Linked DNA regions of Homo sapiens: region 2 is linked to region 1. A link is a loop called in an ENCODE intact Hi-C map of the cell type or tissue named here. Cell type or tissue: mammary epithelial cell. All regions are shown on one strand.

Evidence for each region. Hi-C counts contacts between places; a loop is a spot of excess contacts. Peaks named below come from ENCODE experiments on the same cell type or tissue, not always from the same donor. Only the 100,000 strongest peaks of a DNase experiment are listed, where the experiment ranks them.
Region 2: it touches region 1 in a loop (9-fold over the local background); 8 of 110 quality-filtered maps call a loop at or near these places.

The regions. Positions count from the first base shown.
Region 1 is chr1:61,138,135-61,146,134 of GRCh38, forward strand. The region is part of intron 2 of NFIA (nuclear factor I A); the gene reads left to right. Among named protein-coding and RNA genes, the nearest start is that of NFIA, 60 kb to the left of the region's middle. RefSeq lists an enhancer at 3,453-3,597 and a cis regulatory region at 3,520-3,530. In mammary epithelial cell, no CTCF peak of the experiment used is centred here; DNase peaks (open chromatin) are centred at 1,477 and 3,647; H3K4me3 peaks cover 173 bases; H3K27ac peaks cover 2,845 bases.
Region 2 is chr1:61,052,235-61,060,234 of GRCh38, forward strand. No RefSeq gene overlaps it. Among named protein-coding and RNA genes, the nearest start is that of NFIA, 26 kb to the right of the region's middle. RefSeq lists an enhancer at 2,125-2,998. In mammary epithelial cell, no CTCF peak of the experiment used is centred here; a DNase peak (open chromatin) is centred at 4,867; H3K4me3 peaks cover 1,256 bases; H3K27ac peaks cover 556 bases.

The sequences.
Region 1 (8,000 bases):
ACCCATGCTGGAGTACATTGGTGAGATAATGGCTCGCTGCAGCCTTGACCTCCCAGGCTCAATTGATCCTCCCACCTCAGCCTCCTAGGTAGCTGGGACTACAGGCACACGCCACCACGTAGGGCTAATTTTTGTATTTTTTGTAAAGATAGGGTCTCACCATGTTGCCCAGGCTGGTTGCAAACCACCAGACTCAAGTGATGCTCCTGCCTTAGCTTCCCAAAGTATTGGAATTACAGGCATGAGCCACTGCTCTGGCCAAAGTTATTTTCAAAATACAGTGGTTTTACCCCACCACCCTTAGAGGTAGAAAGAATCTTTGACCCCACCACCCTTAGAGGTAGAAAGAATCTTTGTTGCCGGACAGATTTGTGGTAAATCCTGGTTTCTCACTTTCTGATAAAGAATTAGTCATTTTATTTGTTTGTTTGTTTATTTATTTATTTATTTATTTATTTATTATTGAGACAAGATCTTACTCTGTTTCCCAGGCTGGAGTGCGGTGGTACAATCTCAGCTCACTGCAACCTCCGCTTCCTGGGTTCCAGAAATCTCCCTCCTCAGCCTCCCAAGTAGCTGGGATTACAGGCATGTGCTACTGCACTCAGACTAATTTTTTGTATCTTTAGTAGAGACATGGTTTCACCATGTTGGCCATGCTGGTCTCGAACTCCTGGCCTCAAGTCGTCCGCCCACCTCGGCCTCCCAAAGTGCTACTATTACGGGTGTGAGCCACCGTGCCTGGCTAGAATTAGTCATTTTAAATTCACTGGGGCTGGGCGCAGTGGCTCATGCCTGTAACCCCAGCACTTTGGGAGGCCGAGGTAGGCAGATCACTTGAAGCCAGGAGATCGAGACCAGCCTGGCCAACATGGTGAAACCTCATCTCTGCTAAAAATACAAAAATTAACTGGGTGCCTGTAATCCCAGCTACTTGGGAGACTGAAGCACAAGAACTGCTTGAACCCGGGAGGCGGAGGTTGCAGTGAGCTAAGATCACGTCACTGCACTCCAGCCTGGGCAACAGAGCAAGACTGTCTCAAACAAAACAAAAGAACAAAACTCTCTGGGCTTGATTTCTTAATCTGTAAAACAGAAATAATTCTTAACACATTTGGTTACTCTGAGGATAAAAGTGGAGGAAAAAACATGCAGAGGATAGTCCGGAACTCCCCATGTAGATCCCATTATTAGGTAACTGAGGTACAAGTATCTTAGGCTACTGGTCCGGGCAGGCTTTGCTGAGGGGCTCCGTGCAGCTTGCTGGTGCAGCCGAGCAAATGGGCCTGTAGCCGACTCTTAATCCAGGTTGGTGCTATTCAAAGAGATCATCTTTCACCCGAGGGATTTCTGGGCATCTATTTTGCGGATCAGAAAGTAGAGAAAGAAGGTAACTTTGCCGAAAGCTAGTCTGGGGAGTTAGTAGCTGATACAGATCAGCATTTCCTAACTATGAGATTTCATAATATTCTCTCTTGTCTCGATTCTGAGTCACTGGTGCCTGCTGTGGTGGCATTGTTCATGAACATGTACAGTTATTGGGAAGTGATCTTGTCTTTCCTCCTGCCTTCAGGCACTGCTACCTAAATTACACCCCGACAGATGTATTCCCATTCTTCTTTAAAAGACTATGTCATGAGCTGAACTATTAAGTTTTAAAGTTGATAAGCATCAGGCTAAGCATATTTTTCCTGCCATCTCCCACGGAGGTATAACATTGTTTTCTATACTTAGGGAATTTACCAAAAAAAAAAAAAAAAAAAAAAAAGTTGGTATCTGCTAATGGGTCAAATTAGCAGGATGTTTTGAAAACTCAGTGGAAGAATAGCTCTTCCTGCAGATGCATGACCTGGTAGAAATCCAGACATTGGGCTCCACCAAACTCGAATGATACCCAATAAATGATGAGAGGAATATCCAAAGAGTTAAATGCCATGAGACCACTCACCCCCTAAACTCTAAATCCTTGTATGACCCTGAGACAGGCAGGCAGTAGGGCTGCAAGGCTGAGATAAGTACTGAAAATTGGCCCATATACATTTTGTTTTAACATAGCTCCTTCCTTTACACTTTTCTGTACCCCTGGCCTGAAGGCTCTACAGCTTGTTACATACTGATAGCTAAGTAAATGCAATCAACATTCCATGCTACTGCCTGCAGAAAAACCGAAATTGTTTACTGCCTCCAGGATGTTGGTAAATATCTGGCTGTATTTTTTTTTTTTTTGGCGGGCGGGGGCGGGGGGAGGCAATGGGTAGGAGAAAGCTAGTATACAGTGTCCCAATTTACATTATAAAATGCAAATTTTGTACTCCAGAATAAGAAACAACTTAGAGTAGACCTGTATTGTTCCAAAACTAATGAGAAATTATCATGTTTTCTATGTGTAGAAAAGTTTTCTCTTCGCAATGGCTTTACATATTTTCTGTAGGGAAAAATTCTATTTATAAAATAGCCTGGGATATGGAGAACTCAGTGATAAAAGGGGCAAGAACATTTTCAGATTGTTTTACCCTGCTGGAATGTAGCATGGGAAAGCTCCTTCCAAAAGGCTATTACCTCTGGGCATTCTGGCACAGTTGGGGAGTGAATTGGTAAGATAAAAATGGGACGAAAATCCCTATTTTCTGTTAAATACAAACAGGCTCAGAATGGGGCATCCTGCATTTAGGATTAGAAACTTCATTATACAAAAGCAGGGTGGAGAAACCCTAATTTGACAGCTAACCCAAGAGTGTATGGTGACCACAAGATTAACAGGGGCCAGCAGTGTGACATTGCCATTCAAAAAGCTGGTGCTGTAGTTGGGCTGTGGTCTAACCACAGCTGGGTTTTTTTTTTTTTTTTTTTTTTTGCCCAGTTTTGGGCACAGAATGCTAAGAGGAACGCCAACAGAATGGAGACTCGATGCCAATGAATTGGGAAATCATATTATGTGACGGGCAGTTGAAGAAGGCATGTCTGTAAAATTGAAGAAGAGATTTCTTAGAATGACCTCAGTAACAAGCTTAAATATTTAAGTGTCTGGTGAAAGTAGGGGTGGGATAGTCTCTGATGTGCTACAAGATCGAAGAAGGAGTTAAGTCCTTCTCTAGAGCCTCAAACCCCTGCTCAGCATGAAAAAAACAACAGAAACCCAAGTTAACATCTCCTTGCAATATCTGATCTGTTTTTCCAATACATCTGCTCATCTTGTTTCAAAACAAGTAGCTGTCACCATTCTTAACCCTGTCGTCCAAACCAGAAACCGGGCATCATCTTTGACTGGTCCCCTTTACTCAGGGGGAAAAAAAACCATGTCTTTTAAAGTCAGCGCCTATAATACTGGTCTTTGGTTTATCTCCAATAACTCGATTGTTAACAGCCCTTGAAGGGGAGGCAATACTGTTAAACTTGATAATTTCTAAAGAGTTTTGAGCTATTTAGCACGAAGTGATGCCAAGAAAAAGGAATACTAACATTACTCACAGCAGAGGGAAAAATTTTATATCCTTTCTGAAGGCCAAGGTTAAGTTCTGTGTGACTCAGCACATTGACTTTCTATATGACCCTAAATCCCTTCTATTTCCTGATCTACTTGTCTTGACCTGTTTCATTTCCACACCAAAATAGTTTCATTAACACAGCGATCATGCTCAGGAGATAGTGGCTAACTGATGTAATTAACTGACATGTCAAAGGCTATTGGTTTATTGCATATGCAACTGTCTTTCCTGGTGGGAAGATACAGTTTCTGCTGACATAATAGGTATGCAAACATGCCAAATTGCCCAATAATCTGCCCCCGTGATGGTGAGGTGTTTGCGGCCATTCTACTTACAGGAACAGAATGGCGGATCTGTTACTATGTTCTCCTAAAATGCAGCTGGCCAAAGGTGCTAATTGGTAAACAGTTAAAATAGAAAGAAGAGAAGGCAATTCAGTTTTGGGCCTTAGTGAGTTTTTTTTCCTTTTCTTTCCTTAAAAAAAAAAAATTGTGCTTTTGGCATGCTAATGCATGCATTTAGTCTCTGCAAGAAATTTCCATTTAAGAAAGAATTTAAAAACATGAAGTGCTCAATCCATATCTCCTAAACAACTAAAAAGACTGCAATTTCAAATGAGAAATTATGTTGCAAAGAAGAAAAAAGTTGTTTATTATGGCTCAAAATTTTAATCACCCAAGGGCTGTAAAGTTAAAAATAGACAATTCTGCCTTCTGTTTATGGTAAACTTGGCTGAGTCCCGGCAAATTTCAAAGCTGAACATACTGTATGTTATTTTTGCTTAATTTTAGATTCCACATTTTAAAATTATTTCTTACAAGAAGCATATTTCAGGATATAAACTTAGCCTGAAGAACAGTATTCTTGATTTTTGCCCATATTGAAACTCCTTTGAAAATAGTAAACTATGGTTTTGGGATTTTCCTATTCCCAAGAGTCCAAATGGGTACCTTTCTAAGTCTTTTACATTATGAATGAACACAGGATTATGAAATTGTAAAGGTTACTTTCTGCTCTCTAATTCCTTTACTCGTAATTTTAGTTTTCTTAACGGTATAACTTGATGCAAATATATACACAGTAGATACTAACTTTCACTGAAGTGTTTTCGGGAGGGAGGGGCACTTTACAAGATGTGTTGCCTTTAGTTTTTCCGGTAAGGAGACAGGAAGACACAGACACAGGCTCTTAGGGCACATGGAAAGCGCCTGCCCCTGTGCCAAGAACTTAAGAGAGAGCCGGGGATGGACCCTCCTTGCTGTGGCTCCTGAACAGTGCAGCCTCTCTTCTGATGCACTCACCCTGGCGAGGAGAACCGCTTGTGTGGCGACTGCTTGGCCCAAGAGCGAGTAGGATTGTTGACTCAACTCTCTTCGTGTCTCCTCAGAGAGGAGGAACACCTGGCTTCACCTGTTTACATAACTCTTGTTGATTCTTGTCCCTAAGCTCTTCCAGAATGCTCTTTTGGGCTTTTCCTCAAAAGGTTTTTAGAAGAACAAGCTTTTTGGGGTGGCAAGAAATTTAGGATGGAGATTTTTGTTTTTAACCTATTAGTCAGCGTGGCATCAGAGAACCACATGTGCCCCACAGTCAGTGGCATGCTCAGTAAATATTTGTTGAATATTATTTAAGTGAATGACTGTTTGCTGAAGAACAAGATTTCTCTGATGACCTTGACAAACGTATGTTTGTGATTAAGTTAATCATAGCTACCACTTAGAACTTCTTACTCACTAGACATGTAGCTGAACACTTCATATGTCATTCTGCTTTTTGTTTTTTTAAAGACAGGGTCCCTCCCACTCTGTCACCCAGGCTGGAGTATAGTGGTGCAGTCTCAGCTCATTGCAACCTCTGACCCCCAGGTTCAAGCAGTCCTCCCACCTCAGCCTCCCAGGTAACTGGGGCTACAGGTGTCTGCCACCACACCTGGTTAATTTTTGTATTTTTTTGTACAGATGGGGTTTCACCATGTTGCCCAGGCTGGTCTAGAACTTCTGGACTCAAGTGATCTGCCCACCTTGGCCTCCCAAAGTGCTAGGATTACAGGCATGAGCCACTGTGCCTTGCCTTCATATGTTATTTCTGATCCACTAGGTTTGGAACCTATCCCAGGACACCTGGCCATATAGAGTAGCTATATCGAGTCTATATTCAGCAAGTGCAGGGTAAGCTCTGATTCCATGGTCCTTCCAATATGCCATACCACCGAGGTTGAGAAAGGTGGTGTTAACAGTACCCATACGTTGACATAAGGCCTCTGAGAGGCCAAAGGATATGCCACAGTATTCTTTAAGGTGCTTAAGCCCTTAATCATGAAATGTTTTCCTAGGCCACAGTAAGAATCTACTTAGTTTACACACAATTCTAATAAATCCGGTTATCTGTTTTTCAAATACAAAGCAGATTGATTCATTCAGCAAATATTTTCTGAATACCTATTATGTGCCAAGTAGATTGTTCTAGATACAGTGAACAAAAAAGAATCCTTGCTCTGACAGAGGTGATGTTGCAGATTAATAGATCAGTGGTTCTCAAAAGTGTAGTTCCTGGATCAGTGGCATTAGCATAACATGGGGACTTGTTAGCAGTGCAAATGTTGGTCCCCACCCCCGACTTACTCAGTGAGAAGCTCTAGGGGTGGGGCCTGATTTTAAACAAGCCCTGTAGATGATTATGATGTATGTGAAAGTGTGAGAACCAGTATTCTAGAAGATTTTAAACAATTTGTGTTCCTATGGCAGATAGCTCTCTGGAGAACTTTGTCTCCTGATTCATTCCCAGACTACCGTGTGTGTGTACATGTGAGTGTTGGGGTCTTACCTTATAACGGCATTTAGTGATTGGCAAAGCTCAGATGCTGGGCCTCTATGGGGCAGAGGCACTTGGACATTTGTACCTAAGGATGTGGGCCCTGGAGTTACATGTACCTGAATTCAGATTCTTACTTTGCCAAGCACAGCCACAAGAACTTGGGAGAGTTAGGAAAACTCTCTAAGCCTTAGTTTCTTCATTGTGCAAATGAGGTTGACAGTAATAGGACCATACCTCCATTTGTAGCATGGCTACTTGGTACAAAGAAAATGTCCAGTAACTAGTAACAATTGCTTTTCTCTCTCCAGGATCCAGCACCTGGCCTGGCACAGGGTACATGCTCAGAGAACAAGTCTTTGAAAGAATGGGTAGATGTTTATTTTCCTTTGTATTAGCCATTAGCTCAAGGTCTGCAGCTACTTAATTCCAACCTGGGTCCATTTTTAGCAGAAGAAAAAAGAATAATGGGACTCAGCATCAAGGCGCACCTGACACAGAGTCCTCTTGGAAATGTGTGACCTGCCTCAGTTTAGCCACTGCTTTTACTTCATCCTCATCAGTCAGAGTATGACATTGCCTTCCCCTTTACCTCTTAATTTTGGAATATTTCAAGTGCCTCTAAAATTTTATTTAATTAAGGGGCTTCCAAATCTGCTTGTAGATATTTTATTCTTGAAATGCTTGTGGCATTAATAGTAAATCAGAATCAGACCTCCACCTATTTTGTGCCATTTCAGCACTAAGCCAAGGAGAAAAATTATTGAGGAAATTAATGCTTCCCTTAAGCACAGTAGGAACACGAAGCTAACATACTGCCGTATAACCTGATTTCACTGGTATTCTTTCTGAAATTTTTGTTTTTCTATTTCTATTGCATATTGGACTTCATGGCTAAAACAAAGTGCAATTATGAGGAGGATGTTTTCTCAAAATCTGTAGGGTCTGGTTGGTCACATAACCTTTCAGAAGAAACATTATCTACTGGATGACTTAGATGTTATTCACCAATAGATTATCAAGGTTTATCTCCAGATGTTCATTAATTCACTAAGTATTAATTGAGTATCTACTATGTGCCAAGCATCGTCCTAGGTGCTAAAGATATAGCAGTGAATGAATGGGACAAAAGTCTCTGCCCTCTTGGTATATACTTAGTTACTTTCTTTTTCACACATGGGCATGTGTGTAGGTGTCTCTGGAGTAATGCGTTATATGCAGGTGTTGAGCCTAGGGTGGTGTTGGGTGCATCATGGGCACTCACATGTTAATTTCCTGCACTGTAGATGATTGCTGATTCTCAGTGATATAATCCAGTCAAACCATTTGGCGTTCTTCTGCTTTAAATTTTATTGGTGAGGTTTAACTCTTCATTAATGAACGCTGTCACATTTTCTCTCTTCTCTGACATGTCCTGGTGCCCTGGGTTTGTGGGGTCAAGTCACTGCCGATTTAATTCAACTCTTCTTTGTATGACTACAAGTCCTGTGTTTTAGTTTCCTATTGCTGCTGTAAAAAATCAACATGAACTTAATGGTTTACAGTAACACAGATCTATTCCCTGATAGGTCTGGAGGTGGGGAGTCTCAAATCCAGTGTTACTGGGCTGAAATGAAGGTGTTCCGAGGACTGGTTCCTTCTGTAGGCTCCAGGGGAGAACCTGTTCCTTGGGCCTTCCAGCATCTAGAGGCTGGCTCTTCACTG
Region 2 (8,000 bases), 86 kb before region 1:
GGGACTAATATGCTGGAACTATCCTCCCGACACTGGCAAAGCCCAGAGACCGCATTTCCTACCACTTTGCCCACTTTGTACTGGGCACCCTCGGTAAACAGGATGAAAGCAACATTTTTATCCCTTAAGACGAAAATGTAACCTTTAGAATACTCCCTATTCCGGGGTTGACAGCAGGTCAAGGGCTCAGAGGCAAGCTTGCATTACACATAGGACAAGTACAACTTATCAGGGTGCAAAAAAGGGCAAGAAACTTTGTAAAAGTTGGAATCAGTATTCAAAGAGATAGTTTCAGGTGGTGCTACATAATGGCATGGTAACCACAAGAAGACCAGAAATGCTTGGAGTGCATTTCTGTTCTCGAAGAGGGGTTGAGGGTAGAGGCTTGGTGCACTGTGGTTTGAAGGTTTACAGAAAGCAGCCTTATCCTCATGAAGCTGGGAAGCTATGCTTTCTCCACAAAATACTTTTAATGATTTTCGCCCCAGAGATACCGGGATCCGAGACCTTCACAGGCTCTCCTGGCCTGAGGAATCACAAAACTTGCAAACTCTGCAGTTTTTCCCTTGAGTTCACTTTAAAAACACAGGCACCTTGAGCACAAAACAATTAAGGTGGTGGTTTCCCCGAGACAACAAACCAGGCACAAACACACACCTTAGTCTGCACTGGCACTAACATTCCCACTCTAGGGCCACTCACTGCCAGTTAAAGAACAAGAGCTATCCACTTCAAGTGTGGGGACAAGCTTCATTCAGGGTGCAAACACATGCCCACAAAACACAAAAGGGGAACGGTTACTCCAAAAGAAGTCTGAAGACTTCCAGTAAGCAGTAAAGAACAGCCCGGAAGGTCTGCAACCTGTCAGCTCCAGGGGCCGTCACCACTCCATCCTGTAGCCCCACAGCATTGAGTGCTGTGTTTCGAAAATTGGAAAGTGCTGGGTTTTAATTGGGGCTGGGTCCTGCCTTCTCCCCTCTTCCTCCAGATCGGGCCCTCTCTGTAAGCGGATTTGCTTTCCCGTGTATCGCCAGCAGGTCGTTTTTAGGCAATCTTGCTTCTGCAAAACGTTTTAAACATGGTAATATATTGCAGTCTTATTAAGTCCCCCTCCAGAAGTGGGTGAAAGGGGCTCTGTTTTCCTGAAAGATTCAGGAACTCCACTGTCTGAGCAAGACTAGCCCAAGGAAGGCTTGGATTGACTCCGCTATCCACTTAAGTGAAGACAGTATTTTTGTTGCTGTTGTTGTTTTTGGTTTATGTTTGTTTTTTGTTTTTGTTTGGTTGGTTTTGGTTTTGGTTTTGAATGCCTAGGAGATTTTAAATTCACATAATCCTCCCTCCAGGAGGAAAAAAAAAAAAAACAAGAAAACATTGAACTTGCTACCTTCATTATAAGCCACCCTAGAAGAAGCTGAGAGGACAGGCTGCTGAACTGGTGGACCACGAATTAATGTGGAGAACGAGGCCGTCCGGGCTAGGTTCCCGGGGCTCAAAGACGCAAAGGGAAGGCGACAAAGGTTTCTCACAGGTCGCCGTTAGGGAGAGGGGGCAGCGCAGGAAACCCGTTTATTTAAAGTTCAGTTGTGTTGGGCATCTGATCCAGGACAACTCGCCCAGGAGCCCGGCGGGTTTCAGCTGCCACCACGAAAGTAAGGATCGGTTCTGCCGCGTCGCCCCCTCCTTCCCCTTGGGATGTGCCAGGCGGGCGACAGATAAGGGGGCGCGGCGCGGGGTCAGCCACCGAGCCAGAGGGCGGCGCCCGGTTGCAGCGCTCCACAGCCGCCTCCTGCAGCCTCGCGGTCGTGACCTTGCCGAGCAGCTCCTGCGCCTCAGGCTCGGTCCCTGCACCCGCCCTCACTCCAGTCCCTCTCAGGGCCTGCAGTGGAAGATCCCCGTGGTCCGGGTGGGTGGCGATGGAGAGCAGAATTGAATTTATTTGCTCTCAAATTCCCCTAAAAGCTCTGAAACTGGGAAAGTCCGCGGGCTGCCAGGGACAGTAATCACTGTGTCCCCACCCGGACGCAGGAGGTCTCGGGAGGAGCTCCGAGGCCAAGCGCCCGCGACTTCTGGGTGCCAGGTTGCTGCAGACGAGAAATGAAGCCCGCCAGATTTGGGCTCCCGAAATTTTTTGAAGTATGAGTACCTTAGATTTCCCTTCTGATACAGCGCCTCTTTCGAAGGGGTGTGTGCGAGTGTGATAGTGAAGATGGGGTGGGGAGTTCTTGCCTGCTAAAAAGTCTCACCCTGGCCCCACAAGCGAGCAAGGGGGAGACAGGCAGGTGGAGGAGAAGGTAGCACACCCTCTTCTATTTTTATTCATTATTTTGAAAATTGTGTAAGATTGATCAAGTGGAGTCCTACGCTCACGCCCAGCGCTTGGAATGAATGAATGTTTCTCTCGGCGCTCTCAGCAAGATGCTTTCTACTAATGGAGAACTTTACCCCGGGTCTTGCAACCCACTAAACTTGGCGTCCCATGCCACACTGGGCGTCCCAGGCCTGCCTGCCCTCGACGGGGCGGTCTCTCTGCCGGCCCCTGGTAAAACAGTTACTGCACCTGGGGCTTCGCAGAGTGCAAGGAGGAAAGAAGTGGGGCATTACTTTCCAACAAGCAATGACCTCAGCCTGCCAGCGCCTACCTTGTTCTGGAAACACCTAATCTCTGCTTCCTCTATAAAGTTTAACTGCAGCTTGCCTCCAATCCCAAATTGCAAACACTAGCAGAATTGCTCCCTTAAGCATTTCCTTCCTTTGACCCTTCCTAAAGCCTTGTTCAAGTCAGCACTCTGGGGGTCCTTAAGAGAAAGAGAAATTCAGGATGGCCTTCTTTCAGTTTAAACTAATAATGACACAAAGGGAGCATACCTGAGTCCTGGGATTGTTTATACTTCTTCATAATTCAGTGACAGACTAGGCCTGAGGTAACAAGTTGTGTAGGAAAGAAAGCATTGCAACAGGAACATGGCTTGGAAAACTTCTCTCCAAAGGAAACCTTGGCTTCCTGCCACCTGGATAGTCACACATTAATAAGTATGCACTTAACATATACAGCCAACATTACATATTAGCATTGATCTGGTCAAGTGGAGAATTCTCCATAGTTGCTTAACTATTCCATGTATGGGAACAGATTTGGTAGGGAATGTTCTGGCCTATTCTTAATAATAATAAAGACTGCTGAGCTCCTTGCTTCACACTGACATCATAAAAGCCAGATAAAATAAACTGCTTAGAGGCCTCAGTGGAAATCCAGGAGCAGTTCAAAGATCCCCCTATTATATCTGACCTTGCTTTCCCTGTGTTTACATTGGAGTAATAATAACCTCTAAGATTCATTGAGCTGTTTGCTACATGTGCCATGCTCTGCTCTAAGCACTTTAATATGATAACTCATTTAATTCTGACAACAGCCCTATGAATTAGTTGCTGTTTTAATCTCCATTTAATAAATGTAGGAAACTGAGGCACAAATAAACTAAGTAATTTGCCTACTACTACTTAGCCTGTGCATGTTAAAACTAGCTAGTTGTTTGGCTGCAGCACCTGTGCTCTTGACCACTGACTACACAGACAAGAGGGGTTTTGAACAGTGATCTCTGCATGTGATCCTGCTTGGAGCTGTTTTCTGAAAAAAGTAGACAGGAAGTAATTAATCCCATTAATTTGGTACATCTAGACAGCCAACCTGGCATAGAAGAACTCTTACCCACTGAAAAGTTACTTTCCATAAGCTATCCAAGTGATTCAATGCATTTTATATACAGATCATAAATAAACAAGAACATTGAAAATTGTTCCATTCCCCATATCCTTTTGGTTGGTCCTTGAAAATGGTCTTTTTCCCCTCCCCCAGAAAATATATGATTAAATTGTCATTCTCAAAGAGCACTCATACACTGTATGTATTGCAGAGCTAGGACAATAACAGCTGTTAATACAGACAATCTTGATTGTTAAGGACGCATGCATACTGGACTCATCACTTTCATCACCTTCAGTTTAAACAGATGCCACCTGAGGAATATGACCTCTTTTTCTCTCCACATTAACCCCCTCCCCCATCATTATTCCCTCTTAAATAGAATCATGGATTGTCTGTGCAAAAAAAGACTTTAGAAACCACATCATTTACCCTCTGCAATTCTACAGATGAGGAAAGGGTGGGGTGGGGGTTGGGGGCACAGAAAAAGAAAGACTTGCCAGAGCTTACAAGGAACCCAGGACTCCGTATTTCCAGTTCACTCAGTTCAGTCTACTTCCCCCAAACCAGATTGCTCCTTAGAGTTGATAAAAAGTATTTAGACTAACAGCACACTTTAAAAAAAGTTTTAACAACCCTTTTTTGGCCCAAGATACATAAAGAAGGGGCTGTCTTACTCCTTTCTTCCTTTCAGATGTGTTCCTGGAATGTCTTCACCAGATGTTTACTCGAGAACTTGCAATCTCAGTCTTCAACATGTGAGCGCATTTTAAGAGCAGTATTTTAGATCGGAACCCAATTAATGATTTTTTTTCTTTTTTAAAAAAGGGAATTTTAGTTTGCTTGCAAATGATCCGAGTCTGTAGAGTCTTTACAGACTCTGCGTTAACCTCAGTCAATTCCACTCTAGGACGTGCTAGTCTCACAGTCTAGTTTTGTTCAGACTTTATTTTGCGCCAAGCTGCATTACAGACCACTTGTCCAGGCTGCAAAAGGTTGGGGTAGGGGGTTGGGGTGACGGGCGCTTCCCCCCCGCTTCATATACGTGAAGCAATCTGGAATCATTCCACTTGGCTCTGACGCGCGCGCGCGCACACACACACGCGCGCGCACACACACACTCTCACACACACGTGTACCGTGCATGTGTGGGCGCCTATGGATCTGTGTATGCGCGCGTTTGTGATTTAAAGTGACAGGACCAAGAACTGGCTGAAGCAGAGAATTGTTTTGCGTGATAAATCAACTTGATTGTCTCCACACTGTACTTCCATTATTCACCCGAGTGCTCGGTGGTTACGGCGGACGTGCACTGCGGCAAAAATGTCCTCGGAGCCGCTAATTTTGTGGCCACTGCGGCGGCTGCGGCGGCTGCGGCAGCGGAGGCGCGGGGGCGCGAGCACGGGTTGATTTTTCAAGATCTATCTCCTTTAGTGCAACTCGCCAAATGGAATCGAGTTGACAGCAGAAGCCTCACAGGATGCGTGTGGATTGGGTTTTGTGCCTGTGATTTTTTAAAAAAATATATTTTTTATTTGTGGAGAGGAGCCGAGCTGTTGGCGCAAGAAGGGAAATATACCTTTTCTGTTTTATTTCCCCTTTATTCCCTTAAAAAAAAAATGAAAATGGCCACCACCGTTTCCTGAGCTTTCAGGAGGCCAGACCTTTGCAGATGGGGAGGTGACACTTTTTTTTTTTTTTTTTTAGACGGAGTTTCGCTCTTGTCGCCCAGGCTGGACTGCAATGGCGCGATCTCGGCTCACTGCAACCTCGCCTCCCGGGTACAAGCGATTCTCCTGCCTCAGCCTCCCGAGTAGCTGAGATCACAGGCGCCGGCCACCACGTCTGGCTAACTTTAGTAGAGACGGGGTTTCACCATGTGGGTCAGGCTGGTCGCGAACTCCTGACCTCAGGTGATCCACTCGCCTCGGCCTCCCAAAGTGTTGGGATTACAGGCGTGAGCCACAGCGCCTGGCCGGAAGTGACACTTTTAATCTGTTTCTTACCTCTGTCCCTCCCTCCCTCACCCACCTCCACCTCGTCAGCTCTGCAACAGTCCAGGGAGAGAAATTGTCATAGGCACTTGTGCCGGTCATTTGTTTTCACTCGCTTTTTTCTTCTGACAGTAGTTACCAATTTTTTTCTTTTAAAACTGATACTTTTTGTCTAGTTATCAAATTTTTAATAAATATATGTCCAGAATATGTTTGATTTGTCTTCTTAAACACCAACCCATGCAGTGGCTGAACAGCAGCAGGAGGCAATCTCTTTACCAGATCTGGTAGAGATCACCTGGGGCAGACACAACTCAATAGTTACAGACAGTTGTTTTTTTTTTAATTTTTGGAGGAAGGTGGCTAATTTACAAATTAATTTCTAGAAATGTGTGTTGATGCCTGTGAGTTTATTTAAAAACACATACAGAATTTTACTTTCATATATTTATTATTGAATTGCTATTTTCTGTAGCTGAGCATATGGATCACACCAGACATAATTTACATTTAAAAAGTGGGATTCCAAAGACTTGAGGGTCAGCTGTGCCACCCAACTTTGTTTGCAGGACAAAACCTGAATGTTTTTTGAGGGGGTGGGAAAACTTTTCCATTCATAAAGATGGCATTGACATATTTATCCTAGGTTTTTACCTCTCTTGAAGCTGACTACAGAGCCATAGTGGTATTTGTCAAATTGGGAAGATAATTGCAGTGTGAATGTGTGAGTAATGACACAGTATTGCATAATAATAACTTAAGCAGCATATCTTTGTTTACAGTGATGTAACTTTCCCAAAGTTTATATGTAGCCTTAAAGGGTTTAGTGCAGAGCGGATTGCAAATGAGTAACTGCCAAGAAGAAAGAAAGAGGGTGATCCATCCCTCCCAGTTAGTTCTGCAGTCCTCATTGTTATATGAAATCCCAACCTGCAGATACCAGGGGCAAGAGGACCCCATTTTTCTTGAACAGAAGGGAGAGATTGGAAAGAGGCCAAACTGATGACCTTAATGTATTTGATAAAGTTGGCCCGCATTGTCCATGATATGAAAAAATACTCCTTTTTAGGAGAAATTAAAAAGCTAGATGTAGCAACACAGTGAAAATCCATCTCAGTTAAATGTGAATATATACCCAGTGGAGTAAGCTATTACAACATAGTTGAAATATAGCTTTTTTTTTTTTTTTGACTGAGTCTCATTCTGTCGCCCAGGCTGGAGGGCAGTGGTGCAGTCTCAGCTCACTGCAACCTCTGCCTCCTGGGTTCAAGCAATCCTCCTACCTCAGCCTCCCAAGTAATTGGGATTACAAGCATGTGCCATCATGCCCAGCTAATTTTTGTATTTTTAGTAGAGACAGGGTTTTACCATGTTGGCCAGGCTGGTCTCGAACTCCTGACCTCAAGTGATCTGCCCACCTCAGCCTCCCAAAGTGCCTGGATTACAGGCGTAAGCCACTGTGCCTGGCCAAAAGACAGCTTTTTTTAAAAATGTGCTTCTAAAATAGTGAAAATGAGCCCAAATGAACTCACCACCAACAACCTCATTTTCTCCAACATTTAAAACATACTTAATCGGTCCTGTGTTTGGGGTACTGTTTCACAACTCATAATTTGTAAAACTGTACAACTTTCATGTTACCATAACTTGATGAGTTTTTTTTTGTTTTTTTTTTGAGAGAGGTCTCGCTCTGTCACCCAGGCTGGAGTGCAATGGCACAATCTTGGCTTACTGCAACTTCCACCTCCTGGGTTCAAGTGATTCCTGGTTTCAACTTGATAAAGTAGGCCTGCATTGTCCATGATGTGAAAAAATACTCCTTTTTAGGAGAAATTATAGCCATGCCTCAGCCTCATGAGGAGCTGGAATTACAGGCGCCCATCACCACATAGCTAATATTTGTAGTTTTAGAAGAGACAGGGTTTCACCATGTTGGCCAGGCTGGTCTTGAACTCCTGACCTCAGGTGATCCACCCACCTCGGCCTCCCAAAGTGCTGAGATTATAGGTGTGAGCCACCACCCCAGCCGGATATTTTAATTCAGCCATTACAGAAGAGACAAATGGAAGTAGGTCAACATCTAGGTCCACAGAAAGGCGGCCTACCTACCAACTCAAAGGAAACCCATACTGTCTCCCAGGCACCAAAACTTCCACTGTCTTTTTTCTTAAAGACTCACATTCCAGGGCCTCAGAGTTTGATGTGATTCTGACTTATAGCTACAAAAGTGATACCAAAATGTTTAAATTAAAATATGAACATATGAAAACTAACAAATAAGCCTTTGTTGGTCATTAAGCAAG